Linked DNA regions of Homo sapiens: region 2 is linked to region 1. Evidence: chromatin loops called from intact Hi-C (ENCODE). Cell type or tissue: HepG2. All regions are shown on one strand. Links, peaks and the distances in the headings refer to the core of each region. The heading gives the core; the rest is flanking DNA. Region 1 has its middle 63 kb from the start of KDM5D. Region 2 has its middle 120 kb from the start of KDM5D.

The links. Peaks named below come from ENCODE experiments on the same cell type or tissue, not always from the same donor. Only the 100,000 strongest peaks of a DNase experiment are listed, where the experiment ranks them.
Region 2: it touches region 1 in a loop (5-fold over the local background); 1 of 110 quality-filtered maps calls a loop at or near these places.

Annotation. Positions count from the first base shown.
Region 1 is chrY:19,677,460-19,685,803 of GRCh38, reverse strand. No RefSeq gene overlaps it. Among named protein-coding and RNA genes, the nearest start is that of KDM5D, 63 kb to the left of the region's middle. In HepG2, for the core only: no CTCF peak of the experiment used is centred there; a DNase peak (open chromatin) is centred at 4,753.
Region 2 is chrY:19,617,008-19,625,351 of GRCh38, reverse strand. No RefSeq gene overlaps it. Among named protein-coding and RNA genes, the nearest start is that of KDM5D, 120 kb to the left of the region's middle. In HepG2, for the core only: no CTCF peak of the experiment used is centred there; DNase peaks (open chromatin) are centred at 2,771 and 3,401.

The DNA.
Region 1 (8,344 bases), core at 320-8,319:
TCTAATATCCAGAATCTACAAAGAACTTACCCACATTTACAAAACAGAAAAACTCTATCGAGTTGGTGAAGGATATAAACAGACACTTATCAAAAGAAAACATTTATGCAGCCAACAAACATGAAAAAAAGCTCATCACTGGTCAGTAGAGAAATTCAAATCAATACCACAATGAGATACCATCTCATGTCAGTTAGAATCACAGTCATTGAAAAGCCAGGAAACAACAGGAGCTGGAGAGGATATGGAGAAATAAGGACACTTTTACACTGTTGGTGGGAGTGTAAATTAGTTCAACCATTGTGGAAGACTATGGTGATTCCCTAAGGATCCAGAACCAGAAATAACATTTGACCCAGCAATCCCATTACTGGGTATATATCCAAAGTATTATAAATCATTCTACTATAAAAAGAAACATGCACATGTTTGTTTATTGTGGCACTGTTCACAATAGCAAAGATGGGGAATCAACCCAAATGCCCATCAATGATAGTTGATTTACACCATGGAATACTATGCATCCATAAAAAAGGATGAGTTCATGTCCTTTGCAGGGACATGGATGAAGCTGGAAACCATCATTCTCAGCAAACTAACACAAGAACAGATAACCAAACACTTAATGTTCTCAGGCATAACTGGGATTTGAACAATGAGAATACATGGACACAGGGAGGGGAACATCACACACCAGGCCTGTCAGGACATGGTGGGCTGGGGGAGGGAGAGCATTAGGAGAAAAACCTAATGTAGATGACAAATTGATGGGTGCAGCAGATGACCATGGCACGTGTATACCTATGTAACAAAACTGCACATTCTGCACATGTACCCCAGAACTTAGTATAAAAATTAAAAATAAAAAAATTTTCCTTGGGTGCTTGTCATCCCAGATGCTTGGGAGGCTGAGGCAGGAGAATTGCTTGAAATCAGGGCAATCCGACAAGACAAAGAAATAAAGCATATTCACATAGAAAAAAAGTCAAATTGTCTTTGTTTGCAGATGACATGATTGTATATTTAGAAGACCCCATCATCTCAGCCCAAAATCTCCCTAAGCTGATAAGCAACTTCCAAAGCCTCAGGATACAAAATCAATGTGCAAAAATCACAAGCATTCTTATACACCAATAAGGGAGGCAGAAGTTGCAATAAGCCCAGATTGCTGCCGCTGCCCTTCAGACTGATGACAGAGTGAGACTCCGTCTAAAAAAAAAAAAAAAAAAAAAAAAAAGAAAGAAAAAAAAGAATATAAATAATATAAATACTATTATGTCATGGAATTACACAATAAACATATAGATTTGCCATCTAATAACAAAATAACTCCCTCTGCAGCACATTTGACATTTTTCATCCAGTGTGTGTGTTTGTGTATGTGTGAGTGTGTGATTGCTGTACAGTATTTAGAAGGAAGAGATTAAATGAAGCCCTATGTGATACATAGGACTTTGAATACATATGACCTTTGAAAGACTTTTGAGTTATAACTGTGGGGACTACTCAACTCTCCATATATAATTGGAGATATATAATCCAATATGATTCCAATATAATTTTATTTATGACCATGTAATTTGAATGTAATGAAAATAAATGATTATGTGTTGGAAATGAATTTTTTTGCTTTTTTTTCCCCCCAACCATTTTAAACTAGAAAATATTCTTTATTTCTTAGGCATTAAAAATAGCTGGTGGGAGAAGTGGCAGCAGGCCAACATTTTGTGACTCCTTGTCTAAGAGATCAGTCAAAGAATATAACTAAATATCGCAAACCGTCTTTGTCATGACAGCAGATTTCTTAAGAAGACCTAACAAAGTTTGTATTTCATTTGGAAATTTGTTTCCTTTTTCCTTTAGAAACTGTGGGCATTGTTTCTCTCGCAGTTTTCTTTGGTGGTGATAATTATCTGCAAGGTAAATGCAAGTTTTCCTTGCCTTTCAGTGGTTCCCCCCACAAATAATTTTACCTCTTGTCTAAAGCTTTCCACATCTGTTAAGCATATGCTTTTGCTACCTCTGAATTAAATACATATGGTAAAATTGCATCTTATCCCCATCCAAGCCATAACTACTGTTTTTTTTTGGTTTTTGTTTGTTTGTTTTTGTTTTTCTGAGTGCCAGCCCTATCTAGTGTTGCCTTTGTTTTTTCCTCCCAGTCCTGAACAGCATCCTGTGGTTCTGCTGTTATTGCTAAAATCTTACTTATAAATAATTGATATGTAAATGAGTTAAAATAGTCTTTGTGTACTGGCCCTAAGTTGTCATTAATTTTTTAATGCAAATTGTGAGCTGGTTGTTCAAACCCCACTAGCACAAGAGTCCAATTTTAATACAAGTTATATATTTAAGATAGCACAAATAAACAAAATCTAGTCATTATATTTTCCTAGTGTGCAACTGAAAAACTTTGCTCAGCATCTGCTGTAGATAAAATATAACTTTTGCTTATAAGACCCCAAACCAGCACTTAACACAGAGCTTTTGGAACTGAATTCCTGGTAGGCCTGTTGAGCAACTCATGTATACATTCTTCCTGTTTGAACCTCCTATCCCCCAGAAATCACCTTCTACTTTTCCGCATCTGAATAGTAATCTCTGCACCTTAATCCTGTGTACAGTTTCCTACTATGAATGTCTCCTTTCATGCTACCCTGCATAATAGAGACTGTTACTGCCTCCCAAAATATCTTTTTCTCTGACCAGCTTCCAGATCCTTAATCCCCCAAAATGATTCTTTTTTACCCGTCACAGATACATTGCCAAATTCAGATATTTACACGTTTTTTTTTAATGTGTAAACAACAGGTCTTAAGCATTATACTTCTGCTTTTGATACCCCACAAGCTTTACCCAGCATCTGCTGGCTGTTGATAATATGTTGCTAAGTGGCATCACCTAGATATAATTCTCTTCTTGGATACTCCTTTCCATGGGAGTTCCCTTGCCCTCCTCCCCTTCAGGATGATGATCCCTCTTCTGAGAGAAGAGGTAGAGAGAAGATACAAAGGAAAGGAGCAACGAGACCAAAGCTGACCATTGTGATATGAGAGCTGCCCTCTTCACCAGTTTCTCCCTCAGTAGCTCTGTCTTCTTCCACCGGGGATGCCCACCGCAAAGTCATATCCCTTGATGTTATCACTGGGAAAATTGAGCAAGAAAAACAGGGAGGGGTTAGCAGAACAAAGACTGTAGGAGGACTCTCCTTTCTGGGTGGGTGGATCAAGTTGGGGTCAGAGAGAAACAACATCCAGGAGCTTAACTGGGCTATGGTGTTGGCCGCTGGTGTTTGGAACCCCCTGCCACAAATACATGAGTGTGGCATCTGCCTTAGGATCTCAGAAACCAATCCTCAGCTGACTTAGTGAGTCTCTGGATTAGACATAGTAGTGATCACAGTCTGCTAGAGCAGTCTTATTCCTGGAATTTGCATGGCACTTCTGGGACTGGCCTTGGCCCAAGAGGGAGGAGAACAAGGAAGAAGGTAGGGGTAGTGATGGGAGAGCATTTGGATCAAGTCAGAAGGAGCAGTGCTTTGGCCATGTCCATAAAGAAGCTACCCCAGTCAACCATGTTTTGCTTCAGGCTTCTGCCCCTCCATCCTTTTCCCTTGCTTAACAGTCCCCACCAGGAAGTCAGTGTCTTCCCTGCTTAAGCACAGGTAGAAGCAGAATTACCATCCTTAACAAGGCCCAGCCCAAGCATAACCATATGTTGAGTTTTTCTTTTCCATCAGAACTTTCCATGAGAAGTGCTGTAGGGCAGTGTTTGATGAGGTAGGAGTTCTGTGGAGTTCTGAAGAAGGGCAACAGAACCGCATAGAGACCCTCTAGGGCACTGGCAGCTGCGAGAAAATCAATATGATACCTAGAAGAGTGATGGGCAAGTGCTGACCTGGGATCTCTCCAGGGTTCCAGAAAGCTTCAAGGACCGTGGGCCCCAAACTCTGAGCATTTTTTAAATTGTGGGATTTTGGAAGTCAAGCAAAAATGCATTTAATCAATGCCTGTATAGGAAACAGCCTGGAGTCTCTGATGTCAAATGCTTTTGGTTTCAGATATAGGACTCTGTCTGGGATACCTTCCAGCCAACTTCTCCATGGATACACAGTGAAAGTGCCATGCAGGTGACATGCCAGCTGTTTGGTGCTGTGTTCTGACCTGTTTTTTTAGGCCAGTCTGGAGTGAAGTCTTCTGGATAAGAATTCCCTAGCTCAGGTCCACTGTTCTGGGGATTGCAGGGTCACATATCATAGGCACTTGCATATGGAATGGGACTGTGGATGTCTATGGCCTTAACACCCTGAATATATTGGTTCTGTTGTATCTTCTGGCCTCAGAAGATAAGCAGAATCCCACCACCTTGACGTCCTAGGTGTTTGGAATTTCGCCATGTGGCTTCCAGCTGTAGAACCCTTCTCTGCATAATGTGGCACTTCCAAAATATCTTCCTGACATGTTTTTCTTTTCTTTTTTCCATCATTGTCTGGAGGAAGATCCTAGTCAGCCGACAAGGTCTCCTTTGTTTGCTGATAAGAACTTCTTCGCATGCAGCTCTCCTGCGTACCACATCTTGGCAATATGCACCCTTGCTAAACGACCAAATGAGACACTGCTGGCCCCAATGTCCCCCAGTGTGACCTTTGTTTCTACCTGATATTGACTGCTTTTTCAGTAAATGACATTCTCTACCCACCATAGGGAATCACCTGGTTAACAATCTTCTCTTTGTTTCTGTACCCAATCCTACAAAGTGTGTAAACACTCAAGACTCCAGGTCACTAAATAGAGCCTGTCCCTGGTGGCAAACTAATCTCTAGGTCTCTCAGAGAAGGTCAAAGCACTTTCAGCAAGTATGTAGTATCCTCACAGAGGCAGAAAACACAAAAGAAAACAAAAAGAAACAAGAACTATCTCAGAAGACACTCATATTTATGATACTTATTGACATAAATAGGTCCAAAGGCCTCCAGAGGTCTTTGCTGAATAATCTGTTTCCACTCCCCAGGTCCACTCAGGTTACTTTCAGCCCCAGGTCAGAACTTTCATGTGCTGGCCAAGCCCCAAGCAGGACAACCCTTCTTTGAGATCTGCCCTCTTCAGCAGAGTCTATCTCCCAAAGAGAGAGAGGCACCGAGGAAGGGTCTTGGTCTCAGTTTGTGGTACTCGGGGTGCTTCTGAGGAAGGGTGAAAGGATGAACCAGTATTCCTTAGCCCCTCTAGTGTCTCCTGGTGAGTGCAGCAGATTGGAGCTGGGCAGAAAGTAAAGCCACAGCCAGGGGAGCGCTGAGCTGCATACGTAATCTGGGATCACTGAAGCCAAGCTTCCAGAGGCTTCAAAAAATTATAATGGGAGACAGCTGTAACCTAAATGCTGGAGTGTTTCCCCTGAGTGGGCAGAAAGGCACTGCTAGGACTGAGTCCTCATGCTATTCCACTTCATTGCTTTAGTCAGGGTGTACACTAGCAAGGTATAAGGAACAGTGCATCTATCTAAGCATGGAGTGGCCAGCCTTGTGGCAGCACACTGCTCTCATTAGAAGTGGCCTAATAGAAGTGCCAGGCAGACTGTACCAGGTGATAGGCAGCTAGTGGAGATGCTCTGTACTGCAGGACTGCCGGGGCAATAGCAGTGGGACATAGCAGGTCAGGGTCTTGAGGCTCTCAGTCAGAATAACTAATATTTCAGTAGGTATTGCCCATGTATACCTAATCAAATCAAGAGCAGAGTCTCATCTATCCAGCCATGACTTAGATGGGAAATCATCTGGTAACACTGCATATTTTGCCTTCAGCTAGCATCACAATAGCTATCTGCTGAAGCAGAGATGCCTCCAAATACTTGCTGACTTGTGCTAGTACCCACCAAGGTTTCCAACAAGTGGTTATCTGAAGCCCACTGTAGCAGTCAGTTGGCAGCACTCGAGCCCTTCAAACTTGCACAACCGCTACTTCCCAGTACCCAGGGCCAACCAAGGGTGGGCATAACTGAGACTCCATAAGTGTGGGCTCCCTAGTTTTAGGTCTCTTTGTCATACATACTGGACACTGGGAGTTGACAGCCAGCCACGAAGGTCAAAAACAGGAACTTCCTGCCCCAACTTAAGGCAGAGTAGTGCTCTATACAAGTTCTCAGCTACTTTTCAGAAAGGAATGACAGTTTTTTTTACACTAAGGGAAGAGCCCTGGAATTTGTACCGGCACCCCATTGTTCCCTTCAGTATGCACTGCTTACTGCAGAAACTCTGCCAAAGTTCCATTTCGCATGATCATTGCCACTACTCTCAACAAAGGATAATGCTTATTCATTAGTTGTGAACTTTATGTAGAAAGAGCAATAGCAAAGTAAAGAAATAATTACATCCCAAGAAATAATTGTACCATGTTTATCAGAACCACCAAGGAAGAGGAAAGAAAATGCCTGCATGCAGAGGCATCACTGCTGTTCTTTGGTTTCGAGGGCGACTGCCAACCCAAGGCAAATGACTTTTTGTCCTGGCCTAGTATAGGCACAGCCATGCTTCTTACTAAGTTGTTTTTATCAGGAGTGCTTTTATTTTTCCAACTACTGGCACTCACAGGTAAGACTTTGATACTGGTAGATGGTGTGGAGTGGTTCTGAAAAAATGTTCCTGGGCCAGTGACCTTTGTTCTGAAAAAAGGTTGCTGGAAAAGCAATGGCAACAAAAGCCAAAATTGACAAATGGGATCTAATTAAACTCAAGAGCTTCTGCACAGCAAAAGAAACTACCATCAGAGTGAACAGGCAACCTACAACATGGGAGAAAATTTTCTCAACCTACTCATCTGACAAAGGGCTAATATCCAGAATCTACAATGAACTCAAACAAATTTACAAGAAAAAAACAAACAACCCCATCAAAAAGTGGGCGAAGGACATGAACAGACACTTCTCAAAAGAAGACATTTATGCAGCCAAAAAACACATGAAGAAATGCTCATCATCACTGGCCATCAGAGAAATGCAAATCAAAACCACTATGAGATATCATCTCACACCAGTTAGAATGGCAATCATTAAAAAGTCAGGAAACAACAGGTGCTGGAGAGGATGTGGAGAAATAGGAACACTTTTACACTGTTGGTGGGACTGTAAACTAGTTCAACCATTGTGGAAGTCAGTGTGGCGATTCCTCAGGGATCTAGAACTAGAAATACCATTTGACTCAGCCATCCCATTACTGGGTATATACCCAAAGGACTATAAATCATGCTGCTATAAAGACACATGCACACGTATGTTTATTGCGGCACTATTCACAATAGCAAAGACTTGGAACCAACCCAAATGTCCAACAATGATAGACTGGATTAAGAAAATGTGGCACATATACACCATGGAATACTATGCAGCCATAAAAAATGATGAGTTCATGTCCTTTGTAGGGACATGGATGAAATTGGAAATCATCATTCTCAGTAAACTATCGCAAGAACAAAAAACCAAACACCGCATATTCTCACTCATAGGTGGGAATTGAACAATGAGATCACATGGACACAGGAAGGGGAATATCACACTCTGGGGACTGTGGTGGGGTCGGGGGAGGGGGGAGGGAGAGCATTGGGAGATATACCTAATGCTAGATGACACGTTAGTGGGTGCAGCGCACCAGCATGGCACATGTATACATATGTAACTAACCTGCACAATGTGCACATGTACCCTAAAACTTAGAGTATAATAAAAAAAAAAAATTTAAAAAAATTAAAAAAAAAAAAAAAAAGAAAAAAGATTGCTGGGCCAGTGACCTGTGTGTAGAGTATCAGTGCATTTTGAAATGTTAGGGTTGGGCAGGAGGTTTGGCCTAGTGTTGAGCTGAGCTCTACCTATGACAGAAGACTGTGAGGGTCCTGAGTTTAGGTGTTAGGTTCTCAGGCCAAAGCCACTAATTTTGCAGAATCTGATAAGCAGTAGGGAGGGCTAGTTGTATGATCCGTGTGAATACATATCTACCTCAGGTTCTCCATGAGAGGGAGTAGTGGAAGCATTTTGGCCCCACTGTGACTAGCAGGTTATTGCTGGTTGGCTTGCCTGCAGCTTTCCCCTAATGCTACATCTGGGCTGTTAGAAGCTAACGAGGGTCTCAAGGAAACTTTTGAATAAGTCTTTGAGCCTTCTGGGTCAGAGGGCTGGTAGTGGTGCAGGAGTGGTAAGTTTTTTCAAGACCCCTTACACAGTGGTTGCCTAACACCTTCTGATCCTATGAAGTTAATACTTTGAAATACAGTCGTGTGTCAAATGGCTAAATATAGGTCAATGGCTGACAGCATATACCATGGTAATTTCATATGACTATAATGGAACTGAAAAAATTTTG
Region 2 (8,344 bases), core at 318-8,317, 60 kb after region 1:
GCTGAAACTGGATCCCTTCCTTACATCTTATACAAAAATTAATTCAAGGTGGATTAAAGACTTAAATTTTAGACCTAAAACCATAAAAACCCTAGAAGAAAACCTAGACAATACCATTCAGGCCATAGGCATGGGCAAGGACTTCCTGACTAAAACACCAAAAGCAATGGCAACAGAAGCCAAAATTAACAAATGGGATCTAATTAAACTAAAGAGCTTCTATACAGCAAGAGAAACTACCATCAGAGTGGACAGGTAACCTACAGAATGGGAGAAAATTTTTACAATCTACCCATCTGACAAAGGGCTAATATCCAGAATCTACAAAGAACTTTAAACAAATTTACAAGAAAAAATCAAACAATCCCATCAAAAAGTGGGCAAAGGATATGAAAAGACACTTCTCAAAAGAAGACATTTATGCAGCCAACAGACAGGTGAAAAAATGCTCATCATCACTGGCTGTTAGAGAAATGCAAACCATAACCACAATGAGATACTGTCTCATACCAGTTAGAATGGCGATCATTAAAAAGTCAGGAAACAACAGGTGCTGGAGAGAATGTGGAGAAATAGGAATGCTTTTACACTGTTGATGGGACTGTAAACTAGTTCAACCATTGTGGAAGACAGTGTGGTGATTCCTCAAGGATCTAGAACTAGAAATACCATTTGATCCAGCTATCCCATTACTGGGCATATATCCAGAGGATTATAAATCATGCTGCTATAAAGACACATGCACAAGTATGTTGATTGTGGCACTATTCACAGTAGCAAAGACTTGGAACCAACCCAAATGCCCATCAATGACACACTGAGTTAAGAAAATATGGCACATATACACCATGGAATATTATGCAGCCATGAAAAAGGATGAGTTCATGATATACCCCATGTAAAGGACGAGTTAATGGGTGCAGCACACCAACATGGCACATGTATACATAGGTAACAAACCTGCATGTTGTGCACATGTACCCTAGAACTTAAAGTATAATTTATAAAAAAATTTATAAAAATCAAAATAATTAAATTAAATTAATAAAATTCTAATTTAATATTATGCAATTAAAATTTTAACTTAAAATTGTTAAAATTATTTTAAGCTGACAACTTAATATTCATTGCATAAACAATCATGCAAAAAGTAGTCTAACAATAGCTGTACACTTTATCTCCTCACTTTTCTTTTTTGTTTGTTTTTGTTTGTCTTTGTCTTATTGTAATGTCTATATTTTGGAAAGTTGTAGGTATTATTTTTTATTAGTTCATTGTTTACTATTTCCATTTAAGATAAGAGTAGCTTATATAGCACAATTACAGTATTCTAATGTTCTCCATCTTTCTATTCTATTCTACGTGTGCTAGCTACTACCAGTGAGTTTTGTTCCTTCTGTTGGTTTCTTGCTCATTAACATCCTGTTCTTTCAGATTAAAAAATTACTTTTAATATTTCTTTTAGAATCTGTCTGCTGTTTATGAAATTCCTCAGCTTTCATTTGTCTGGAAGTCTTTATTTGTCTTTCATGCTTGAAAGATTGTTTTAACCAGATACGGTATTTTATGTTATTTTTTTTCCTTCAGCACTAAATATGTTACAAGTTAAACATGTAATGGCTTTCCTGCTGTCCTGTAAGGTTTCCACTCAAAACCTATCAGAAATATTAAAGGTCCATTGTGTGTTATTTGGTGTGTTGTTTTTTTTTAATCTTGCTGCTTTTAGGATACTTTATCCTTTTTATCCATGATCCTTGAGATTTTGCCTTTTAAATATCTTGACGTAGATTGAGTTAAGATTTCTTGGTGTTCTATAATCTTATTTTTCTTTAATATTGATATCTTTCTCTAGATGTGGACCATTCTCTGTTATTCCTTTGAATAAGCTTTCTATTCTTCTTGCTCTACCTCTTTTTTAAGGCTAATAACTCACATATTTGCCCTTTTGATGATATTTTCTAACTATTGTAAGCATAGTTTCTTCTTCTTTTTTTTTTAAATCTCTTCTGACTGTGTGTTTCTAAATAGGCTGTCTTTAAGCTCACTAATTCTTCTGCTTGATCAGTTTTTCTCTAAAAGGCTGAGGAATTCATCAATATGTCAACTGCATCTTTCAACTTTATTATTTTTATTTTTGCTTGATTCTTTTTAATTATTTCAATCTCTTTGTTAAATTTATCCAACAGAATTCTGAATTTTTTCTTTATGTTATCTAAAATTTCTTTGACTTTTCTCTAAAGGCTATCAAATTCTGTCCAAAAGGTCACATATCTCTGTTTCTCCAGGATTGTCCCTGGTAACTTTTAACTCCTTTGGTGATGTCATGTTTTCATGCTTCGTCTCGATGCTTGTAGATATTCATTGGTCTCTGGACATTAAATAATTAGGTACTTATTGTGGTCTTCACAGTATGGGCTTATTTGTGTGCCTCCTTCTTGAGAAGAGTTTTCAGGTATTCAAAGGGACTTGGGCCCCAAGCCCAATAATGTTGTGTTTTTTGCAGATTCATAGGGGTACTATCTTAATGGTTTTAAATAAAATTGGGAATAATTCTTTATATTATCCAGCAGAGGTTGTTCTTTTCTCTCACTTTCTACCAAAAAACTGATGGCTTTCTCTCACTGTTGAGCACCGTACAATTGTGGATGTAATGACACAAGCACTCCTGTTGCCACCACCGCTGTGACAGCACTGGGTTAGACTTGAAGCCAGTACAGCACTGACTCTTACCCAAGGTCTGCTGTAACCACTACCAGGCTACCACCTATGTTTACTCAAGTCCCTAGGGCTCTATGATCAGCAGGTGATTATGTCAGCCTGGTTTGTGTCCTTCCCTTTACGGTAATAAGTTCCCTCAGGCTGGTCCAGTAATGCTTTCAATCCAGGCATTGGAGTATAAAACCTAAGAAATTTTATTATATGTCAACTAAGCTGGCATGGAAACCACAATATCAAGTTCACTCTGCTCTTTTATTTCCTTTTTATAAGCACAGAAGCCTCTCTCTTGCACCACCAACACCACAAGCCCATAGGGGGCTTTGCCAGGCTACTGAAGATGTTCAGTTACAGACCAAGGGCTCTTTAGTCAGCTTGTGGAGAACACTTCCAGGACTAGGACTCATTCTTCAGAGAAGTGGGTTCCCCGCTGGCTCAAGGCAAGTCCAGAAATGCTGTCTGGAATCCTACACTTGCACTCAGGGACCCCAAGAGCCTACTTATTTCTCTACTCCACTGCAAACAACCTGGTACCTAAGATGAAAGACAACATCCCCTTTATTTTTCTTTCTGCTTTTCTCAAATAAAGAAATCTTTCACCATAGCCATTAGAGCTGGGAATGTGCTGAGTCACACCTGAAGTCAGTACATTTCAGAGACCAAGGTTTATGGTGTACTATTTGAGTATCTCTGCTGGTTATTCAAGGCCCAAGGGCTCTTTAGTAAGCAGGTGATGAACCCTGCCCCTACAATGTGTGATTCATGACTCTGCTTCATGTACTATCCTACTGTGCCTGAGCTGGTATACAGGTGCAAGACAAACTCCTCTTTACTCTTTGCTCTCCTTTTCTTAGGCAGAAGAAAGAAGTCCCTTTCCTTGCTGCAAGCTGCTGTACCTGAGGTTGGGGAAGGGGTGGCATAAGCTCTTCCTTAGTTGCCTCAACTAGTGTCTCTCTAGCTTATGTAGCTAGTCTGCTAGCTCTAAGCTCAACTCAGAGCTTTATGTGTTGCCCAGGAATGGCAGTCACTGTGTCCTGGACTGCCTTTCAAATTTACCCAAGATCTCAGAACCCTTTGCCCACTGGCAAGCCTTTCCTAGAAACTGAAGCTCTAACTGCTAGAATGAAAAATACCTCTGTCTGGTTCAAATCCTCTCTCCTTTTATTGGTGCTGGTTGAGCCCAGCATAGCTTTGCTCTCCACTGTGACAAGGTAGCACTGAGTTTAATATAAAGTCCCCCAGTCACTGCTCTTTTTTTTCCCCAAGTGTGCAGACTCTTTCTGTACTGCTACTGGGTCATGGGGAGGACTGGTGTCAGTGATACAAGACTGTCTTTCTTACCCTATTCAATGCATTTTTCAGTAATATGAGGTTAAAACCAGGTACAGTGGTTGCTTGCCTAATATTTTGGTTCCTGTGAAAGTGCTCTGTTCTTGTGACAGTACAGATTGTTGTGAAAATTCGGTGTTCCTAGGGGGAGAAAAATGGTATAGGCTTCCGTAATACCATCTTTCTCCACCCTCTCTATGTAATTTTGGAGACTAGAGATCTGAATATTCAGGCTGGTAGTTGGTAATTAACAGATTGAACTGATGAGTGGCAAAGTACTACAGAATTTAATAAGAAATTGAGAAAGGTATTAGTGACAGCCAGAACTCCAATTTTATCTAGGGAACACTAGGGAACAAACTGACCTGGCAGCATTACCACTGCCTCCTATAATCATAAAGGAAACTAAGAAGGCCATATTGGTGAGTCAGAGGTGAGGAAAGGAGTATTTGAGACAGATCTGAGTATATGGAAGTTGAGAAGGGGGATGGAAGTATTGTAGGAGAAAGAAGAGCTTCGATGGAAGGAGTTAAGAAAGAGAACAGGTAGAAGATGTAGTCCAAAAGAAGAAAGAAGAGTCAACTCCATACATTTTTTGCATGTTCCATTTTCTCTTTTTTATTTATTCTCTTTCAGAGAAGCTAGAAACAATTCTTGGTTTCTTTTAGAAAGCTCAAAGTACAAATTGTAAAATGACATTATATTTGTAAGGTTCAATATCTTCCATTCCATTTGAGCATGCAGACAAATTCACCTAGTGATATCATAAGATCACCATCATGGCCAGCAATATTTTGGGTCATTTTTGCTAATTTTATTCCAGAGCTTAAGTAATTTCATAGTATCATGACCATGAAAGTTAGCCATATAATAATCAGGGGTGCCAGAAAGAAGTTGAATATCTGAGCAGACCAATAAAAATTTCTGAAATTGAGGCACTAATAAATAGCCTACCAACTTAAAAAAGCCCAGAACCAGAAAGATTTGCAGTTGAATTCTACCAGAGTTATAAAGAGGAGCTGGAACCATTTTCTCTGAAATTATTTCAAACAATTAAAAAGGAGGAACTTCACCCTAACTCATTTTATGAGTCAAGTATCATCAATAATACCAAAATCTGGCAGACATACAACAAAAAAGAAAACTTCAGGACAATATGCCTGATGATCATCAATGCAAAATTCTCAAATAAAACACTGCGAACCAAATTCAGCAGCACATCCAAAAGCTTCACCACCATGATCAGTCAGCTTCATCCCCAGGATGCAAGGCTAGTTAAACATACGCAAATCAATAAATATAATTCATCACATAAGCGAGTGAGTTTCCTTTTGGGCCCATCCTTATGTGTAAAAGGGCTATGGCTAGGAGGGAAACCCAGGCCTCTGAGGTCTCCTTACATGGCTTTTCTAATGTCCTTTTAAAACATGATTAGCTTTTCTACCTTACCTGAGAATTGGGAACTCCAGGAGGAGTGAAGATGATAGGTACTGCTTAAGGATGAAGAAAAGCTGCTGGGTCACTATAGGTGTGAAGAAAGGTCCATTATCACTCTGCAGGCATTTAGATAATCCAAACCTTGCAGTGATCTCTTTAAGTAAAAATTAGACACTTCTAATGCCTTGTGGGGTAAATCTCAACCCACTTGGTGAAAGTGCCTATAAATACTAGCAAATATTATCATCCCCTATAAGGTAGTATCTGAGAAAAACCTATTTGCCAGTTGTCCCAGGGCATGTACCTAAATGTTTTTAAAATTTGAGTAGAAGTGGAGGTATGGAGTGGCTTCTTGGATCATGACAGGAACAAAGTTCACAGGCCCTGGTGACCCTCCTTACAGTTTAGACTAGTTTGTTTCCACAGAAGATTTGGAAAATTCAATTGAATAGTGAAAATTCAATTGACTCCACTCCAAATGTGAGGAATCATGAAAATGCTTAATTATTTTTCATTGGTCAGCCTCAGGGTACAAGAGTTAGTTGCATTTTAGTAACCATCCTGATGAATCCTTGTATAAACCTTTCTGTTCTGCCCATTTAAATTCCTCAGGGGTATATAGTGTGGTGTTCATGACATGGGTGCAGTACCTGGCATTAGTCAGTGACCTATTACACTGGTGTCTCTTTAGCTGTAGTCTTAGCTGCTCTTTCTGCAAGAGCATTCTCTTTAATAATAGAGGCACTTCCCTTTTGATGTCCTCTACAGTGAATAATTGCTACCTCCTTTTGGAGCTGGACATCATCAAATTTAAGTGATGTTGTATTGGGTATCCTTTAGCTGTTAGTTCTCTCGTTTCTTTTCATATAACAGCATGAGCATAGAGCATAAGAAACCCATATTTGGAATCAGTAAATATATTGACGCTCAAGTCTTTCCTAATTGGAGAGCTCTGATTAGAACAATTAATTCTGCTTCAGCAGAAACCTGGGGAAGTAAAGTTTTTGCCTCAGTGACCTCTTGTTGGCTAAATACCGCAAAACCTGCCTTTCTTATTCTCTCATGTATAAAGCTACTCCCATCTGTAAACCACTCATCAGGAATAGACAGAGGCTAATCTTTCAGGTCAGACCTGCTATAATTTCCACACAGGAGGGAAGTGAGTTGGGGGTCTGTTTATTAGGATGTGAAGTGTAGCAACAGGATATCAGAGTTTAATACTCAACATATTATAAGGGTTACATCTGGGGTGTCAAGGAGAAAAACCTGTTATTAAATAAGTGACCTCCTGTTAGCCATTGATAACCTTTTGCTTCTAAAACCCCCTGTACTTGGTGGGGGTTATGACATCTAATTATTATCCCAAGGTAAACTTACTGGCTTCTTCTACTAATAGAGCAGTGGCTTCCACAGAACACAAGGATCCTGGCCTTCCAGCTGCCATCTGGTTTCACTGTTTAGAAAGGTAAGCCACTGGTCTAGGGCTATTCCTGGGCCTTCGAGATTGGACATTCAAACCATTCTTTGTTTTTTGGGCACATAGAGGGTAAAGGTTTTTTGAAGTTACAGAGTCCAAAAGCAGGAGATGTTTTAGATTTTATTTTAGGGTCAAGAATGCCTGTTGGCAATTTTCATCCCAATTCAAAGGATCATGATCACTCCCTTTTAGAGCTTCATGGAGTGGCTTTGCTCTAAGACCAAACCAGGGAATCCAGATCTCACAGAATCTTGCCATTCCCAAAAGGGTTCTTAACTGTTTCTTAGTCAGAGGGGGTTGGGGGACCAAGAGGGTCTCACTTGGGTTACTTTGAGCCAAGGTGTTTTCACTTTGGGGTCAAAGTCCTTGTCCCAAGAATGAATACATATTCCAAATATTTAATCCTTTCACAGAGATCTGGGCCTTGTGGGGGTACATTATATTCTTGCTTTTCCAGAAAATTAAGGAGATGAATTGTGGTCATGGCAGAGTATTTTCTGGTAGATCTAGATATTCATAAGTTATCTACATATTGCAAGAGAGCCCATTAGTTAACTGCAGTTTCCTTAACTCCTTGGCCAATGCATTGCCAAACAGATAGGGAATGTATCTAAAACTCTGGAGAACTGTTCAGGTAAGTTGAGATGCAGCATGAGTGTCTGGATCAGTCCATTCAAAAGCAAAAAATATACTGGGAGTGCGGGTATAAAGATAAACAAAAGAAAGCATCCTTCAAATCTAACAATGTGAATCAATGAGCATCTTCAGGGACTTCAGTCAGTATTGTACAAATATTAGGAACTAATGGGTGAACCGGGACTACTGTCCCATTTAATTCCCTTAGAGTCAAAATAAATTTATATTCCTCAGTTGATGTCCTTACAGGTGGAATGGGGTGTTACATGGAGACTACAGGGCTGTTATATTCATAACTTTAGGCTATCATTATTGAGGGCTGGATGTCCCTCTGAGCCTCAGGATTCAAAGGATACTGTTTTGTTTTGTTTTGTTTTGTTTTGTTTTTTCCCACGGGTAATTAACACTGGGTTTTAGGACAGTCTGGACTGGGGGTACATTAACAGTTGTACTAGAAACTTCCATGTCTCAAACAGAGGGGTCTACTAGAGAAGCAATATGTCATGGAAGGCAGTTCTTCTCCATATCTGTGTAAAGGCAAGTATTTGAAGCTAGGAGAACTGTTCCTTCTGGCCTGTTGCCCTCTCACAGAGCACTTTAAAGTGAGCTGTGATGTGTAACTTGGAAAACAGGTCTCTCATAATAGGATAAAACACTCAGGTATAATATTAAAAACCTATGGCAAAATATATGGTCCTTTACAAAGCAACAAAGTGGGTGGGTGAATCTCTTCATTCTTGGCTGGCCATC